Regions from separate parts of the Homo sapiens genome. Here region 1 is linked to region 2. Evidence: chromatin loops called from intact Hi-C (ENCODE). Cell type or tissue: K562. All regions are shown on one strand. Each heading gives the region's core, and the rest is flanking DNA. Links, peaks and the distances in the headings are about the cores only.

What was found. Peaks named below come from ENCODE experiments on the same cell type or tissue, not always from the same donor. Only the 100,000 strongest peaks of a DNase experiment are listed, where the experiment ranks them.
Region 1: it touches region 2 in a loop (6-fold over the local background); 9 of 110 quality-filtered maps call a loop at or near these places.

What each region holds. Positions count from the first base shown.
Region 1 is chr12:48,889,382-48,892,287 of GRCh38, forward strand. It overlaps the pseudogene RNU6-600P. Among named protein-coding and RNA genes, the nearest start is that of DRC2, 13 kb to the right of the region's middle. In K562, for the core only: a CTCF peak has its summit at 1,479 (motif pointing left); a DNase peak (open chromatin) is centred at 1,490.
Region 2 is chr12:48,752,023-48,754,928 of GRCh38, forward strand. The region is part of intron 1 of SPMIP11 (sperm microtubule inner protein 11); the gene reads left to right. Among named protein-coding and RNA genes, the nearest start is that of MIR4701, 19 kb to the right of the region's middle. In K562, for the core only: a CTCF peak has its summit at 1,618 (motif pointing right); a DNase peak (open chromatin) is centred at 1,592.

The sequences.
Region 1 (2,906 bases), core at 287-2,786, 140 kb after region 2:
GGATCGTTTGAGCCCAGGAGTTTGAGTTTAGCCTGGGCAACATAAAAAAGGGAATAGGTAGACCTGAGCTCATCCCCACCCAGCCCTCCTCACCCCCAGAATAAAAGATGTTCCTAATGGTAGGTTGCAGTCAGATCAAGGTATATTGGTGACTCCCCTTCCTTCTCTCTCCCTCCTCCTCTCCCCTCACCTCTTCCTTCCAGCTGTTTTCAGGTTCTGAGAGTATTCTGAATACACTAAATATATCACTGATCCACCTGCACCTGGAGCCCCGCTTTCTGGGCCTTGGTCCTGATCCCCATGGCTGAATTCAGTGCTCATCCACCTACTCCCATACCACCAAATGCTCATTCCCAATGTGGAACTTAACACTTCTGCATCATAACCACCGGCTTTCTTGTTGGTGTCCTTGAGGGGAGCAGCTGTCTGCCTATTCTCTGTTGCATCCCAGGGCCTACATATGGCACTTACCACTCTAGCCTCATTTCTCACCAGTCCTGCTCCTGGCATCTCTGAGCCAGCCACGAGGGCCTGCTGTCAGCTTCTCAGGTCTGCTGAGAGGGAATCTCAGGGCCTTTCCAGGTGCTTCCCTCCTGCCCAAAGTGCTCCTCCTCAGGTCCTCGCCTGGCCAGCTCCTACTTCTTCTTCAGGTCTCTCAGCTTACCTGTCACTCCAGGAAGCCTTCCATGAAGCCCCTGTGTCTAGATAAGTGGCCCTCCTTTGGGGTCTTCCAGCACAGGCATTGGCACTGTATTTTAAGCATCTCTTTGTGCCTCCCACTTGCCTGCAGAACTCAGGCAGGGCAGGGACCATGCTTATCTAATTTGCTGTTGCATCCTTAGTGCCTAGCCCAGAGCCCAGCTCAAAATAGACCAGGGTTTATGCCCTGGGGCCCGTGGATGAGCTGCCAGGGGTTCCTGATGCTCCCAAAATCACATGAAAATGTTTGTAGGCTTATAGTGCATTCTTTTTGGGAGATAATCTGTATTTTTTTATATCATACTCTCAAAGGATATGTGACACCCCTGCCCCCTAAAAAAGGTTAAGAATCAGTGTGTGTAAGCTTTCTGTAAATACTCGTTTTTGATTGGATGCATCCATCGTGACAATAATAGGTGATACTCAATAAACATTATTGAATGAATGAATGAGCCTCCTCTTCACAATTACAGTGTTTTAAATGTTTTCAATGGATTGAGAAAAACCTCAGAAGAAACCTTTGCCAGAAAAAGTTAAAGTGCCCGTTGCTTCAGCCCCTGACTCTGTGGTCCTAAATACGCGGCTCCTCAGTGGGGCCCACAGCTTAAGACCAACGCTTCACAGGCTCACAGCCCCTGTCAGAACCCATCTCCTGCCCTGAAATCCACCTACTGCGCCTTTGCAGCCTGTCAGCTGAAAATAATCCCAGTGAAAGCAGGGGCGAGGTGGAAGCAGAGGAAGCAGGCCCACACACGCCTTTAATGCGGGGGATTCTGCCCCCTGCTGGCTGCCCGGCTCCCCTTCAGCGCCCGGCCGAGAGCCCGGTGGCTGCGACTGAGGTCAGAGCCGGGAGAGGAGAGGGAGGGAGCGAGGCGGAGGCGCCTCGGGAGGGGGCCATCGCCCACCGGGCAGTCTTCCCACCGACGATTAGGCTTTGTCTTCAAAACAAGTTAGAGGTGGTGGCTTCTGCTTTGGAGCCCCCTCGCTTCTTTTCCCGGCTCTCCCGTCTTCGACTTCCAAATTAGGAGCTTAGGGAGGGCAGGGGGCGTGGTGGGGGTGGAGGTCCTTCTGGAGCTCAAGGGAGGTCCAGTCATCCAGACTTGGCTTTCTCATCGATCCCTTTTCCCAGAGCCTGGTTACTGCCGGCACCTTTGGATCCTCGGCCAATTCTCTGCTTCGCCTACACTTGGCGTGCGGTGTACCAGCCTCCCCGCGTCACCATGGAAACAGGAGCCTCTGCATCCATCCCAGAGCTGATCTGTGAAGCTATGAGAAGAATCTGGAGGTGTGTGTGTGTGTGTTTGGGCGGGGCGGGTAGAGAGATAAAGGAAGGGCAAAAGGGGAAAGGTTCAGAGAAAATATGGAGAGAGAAAGAAATCTGGGCGAAGGGGCGGGATTGCTTTATAAGGGTTATTGAATAACTGGTACCCTGTGGAGACGGTCAGCTTCCCTGACAGACCATAAATGCTGTCCTCTCATAGTCAGTCTGAACTGGCCGAACCTCCTTACGGACTGTCAGTTAGTAGCCATGTAACCTTGAGTGAGTGACTTAGCCCCTCTAAGCATCACTTTGCTTATCTGTAAAATAAAAATAATAGCAGCACTCCACAGGGTTATTGTAAAAACCAAGGAGGGGGGATTCATATACAGCACTTAATACAGTGCTTAGCACATAGTGAGTGCTCAAAAATGTAGTTACGGTTGTACATGCTTATGTATCTTTAGTAATGATTTCTGTTATTTCTGTATTTTTCCTCTGCTGAATCAATCGCCAGCTCTTCAATAATAATACCTTAAAAATAATTTAGAATTTTTTTTCTCAGCTTACTGCAACCTCTGCCTCCTGAGTTCAAGTGATTCTCCTGCCTCAGCCTCCCGAGTAGCTGGGACTACAGGCACATGCCACCACACTCGACTAATTTTTTATTTTTAGTACAGACAGGGTTTCACCATGTTGGCCAGGCTGGTCTCAAACTCCTGACCTCAGGTAATCCACTCACCTCAGCCTCCCAAAGTGCTGGGATTATAGGTGTGAGCCACCGCACCCGGCATACTTTAGAATTTTTAAAATCATGTCATCCTTGCGCAGGGACCATGCTAATCTCTGTATCGTTCCAATTTTAGAATATGTGCTGCCCAAGTGAGCACTACTTTACAATTTTCTTTCTCCTTTCCTTCCTTCCTTCCTTTCTTCCTTCCTTCCTTCC
Region 2 (2,906 bases), core at 308-2,807:
TGCCACTGTGCTCCAGCCTGGGCAACAGAGCAAGACTCTGCCTCAAAAAAAAAAAAACAAACAAACAAAAAAAGGTGTATTGTGGACATTAAATAAAATAATGTATGTAACGTACCTAAGACCTAGCACATAAAACTTTACAACAGATGATGGAGGAAAAGTTATAAATCATATGTAAGTTCACTATTTACATATAGAACATATACCTTTCCTGTGGCTAGAATATCTTTGTCCGCTACTCAAGACATACTTGCCAGGATAGGATACCTGGAAAACAATATTTTTAACCATAAGATTCCTTGAGGTACAAAAAACGCTGGCTGGCTTCAAAGGATATTTCATCTAGGCCCTGAAAGAGGCTGGTCAACTCACTACCCACAGAAGAGCACCCCGACCAGTGACCAGAACTCTCATGTCTACCAGTTGGGAGATTCCTGTCCCTCCCAGGCTCACCATTCCTCTTTCTAATACTGGTTGCTCCTGCAGATTCAGCCCAGCTTCCAGGGTTCATTTACCTTCTACTCTGGAGTCTTGAGTGCCCAAGCTTTCCCTTCTGTCCTGCCCAGGGAAGCACAATCCTGTATCAGTCCTTTCCTTTGCTGAATCTCTCTCAACACCAGCTTTGAACCTTGCTCTCCTATTTATTCTTTTTTTTTTTTTTTTTTTTTGACAGAGTTTTGCTCTTGTTGCCCAGGCTGGAGTACAGTGGGGCGATCTCGGCTCACTGCAACCTCCGCCTCCCGGGTTCAAGCGATTCTCCTGCCTCAGCCTCCTGACTAGCTGGGATTACAGGCACATGCGACCACACCCAGCTAATTTTTTGTATTTTAGTAGAGACGGGATTTCATCGTGTTGGCCAGGCTGGTCTCGAACTATCGACCTCAGGTGATCCACCCACCTTGGCCTCCCAAAGTGCAGGGATTACAGGCATAAGCCACTGTGCCAGGCCATCCTATTTATTCTTAGCTTCATACCTGACACTCCTCTTGGTCCAGGAGGGCCCTGTTCTTTATTCTAGACAAATTCCCTCTAATCTGGCCCTTCTTTGAGAAAACTCCTTGCCTTGTTGTATGAAAATCTTGTGTCAGCCTAGCTCTCACCATAACACAAGTCCAGGCACCCAGAACACTGTTCATTGACCGGAGTCACAGAGAAAATCTCTGCGAGATTTGGGTGGTAGGGAAAGATTATGCCTGTTCTTGTCTTGAGACAATTGAGACAAATGACCTCTCCTTGCCAGACTCTCCAGTGACTACCCTCTAGCCACAGACATGCTGACCTTCAAGCTGTGCACATCCAAAGGGCCTCACTCCAGCTTATCCCACTGCTGCCCTTATCATTTCCCTTCCCTGAGGAATTCACTAATGAGTCCTCAGAGTTGCTCTCATTTCCAATTCCAAATGAATTTCTTTAAAGAAAGGCTCAACCTTGAGTTTCTGGTGAAAGCTGAACTCGTCTTACTTACGTTCTCATTTCCTGGATCCTGTTAGAGGACACAAAAGGTAGTCTTCCCAAGCCTGGCTGGAATGTCTTCTGCTCAATCTCCTAGTCTCCTTGCCTCTCTGAGCTGCCTCTTTGGTGAACTACCTGTTAGGAGACAGCTGGAGATCCCATTCTTAGACTCCAGCAGAGGGCACTGTTGTTCTGGCTTTTCTTTACTTTTTTTTTTCTTTTTTTTTTTTTTTTTTTTCTTTTTTTGGAGACAGTCTCACTCTGTCGCCCAGGCTGGAGTGCAGTGGCGCAATATCGGCTCACTGCAACCTCTGCCCCCCCGGGTTCAAGTGATTCTCCTGCCTCAGCCTCCGGAGTAGCTGGGACTACAGGTGTGTGCCACAATGCCCGGCTAATTTTTGTATTTTTAGTAGAGACAGGGTTTTGCCATGTTGGCCAGGCTGGTCTGGAACTCCTGACCTCAAGTGATCCACCCGCCTCAGCCTCCCAAAGTGCTGGGATTACAGGCATGAGCCACTGTCTCCGGCTTTTCAAACAGGAGCATAAGTGGCACAATTCAACCAAGAATGAATTGGCCAGAGCCACTGAGCCCCTCTGCCTTTCCAAACGGATAAACCTTCTGAAGTTAGAGAAATGTACCTTGGGGCAGAGTGTGATGGCTCATGCCTGTAATCCAACCACTGTGTGAGGCCGAGGCAGGAAGATTATTTGAGCCCAGGAGTTCTAGACTAGCTTGGGCAACATAGCAAGACCCTTTCTCTACAAAAAAAAATTTTTTTAATTAGCCAGGCATGGTGGCACATGCCTGTAGTCTCAACTACTCAGGAGGCTGAGGCAGGAGGATCACTTGAGCCCAGGAGTGAGATGAGGTCTCACTCTGTTGCCCAGGCTGGTCTAAAACTCCTAAACTCAAGTGATTCTCCTGCCTTGGCCTCCCAAAGTACTGGGATTACAGGCCTGGGCCACTGCACCCAGCCTGAGGCATTTTTTTTTTTAGACGGAGTCTCGCTCTGTCACCCAGGCTGGAGTGCAGTGGTGTGATCTCGGCTCACTGCAAGCTCCACCTCCCGGGTTCACGCCATTCTCCTGCCTCAGCCTCTCGAGTAGCTGGGACTACAGGTGCCCGCCACCATGCCCGGCTAATTTTTTGTATTTTTAGTAGAGACAGAGTTTCACTGTATTAGCCAGGATGGTCTCGATCTCCTGACCTCGTGATCCACCCGACTAGGCCTCCCAAAGTGCTGGGATTACAGGCGTGAGCCACCGCGCCTGGCCTGTTTTTCGTTTTTTGAGGCAGGGTCTTGCTCTGTCACCCAGGCTGGAGTGCAGTGGCACAATCACAGCCCACTGCAGCTTCAACCTCCTGAACTTCAGCGATCTTCCCACTTCAGCCTCCCGAGTAGCTGGGACCACAGGCTCGTGCCACCATACCTCAGCCTCCCAAAGTGCTGGGA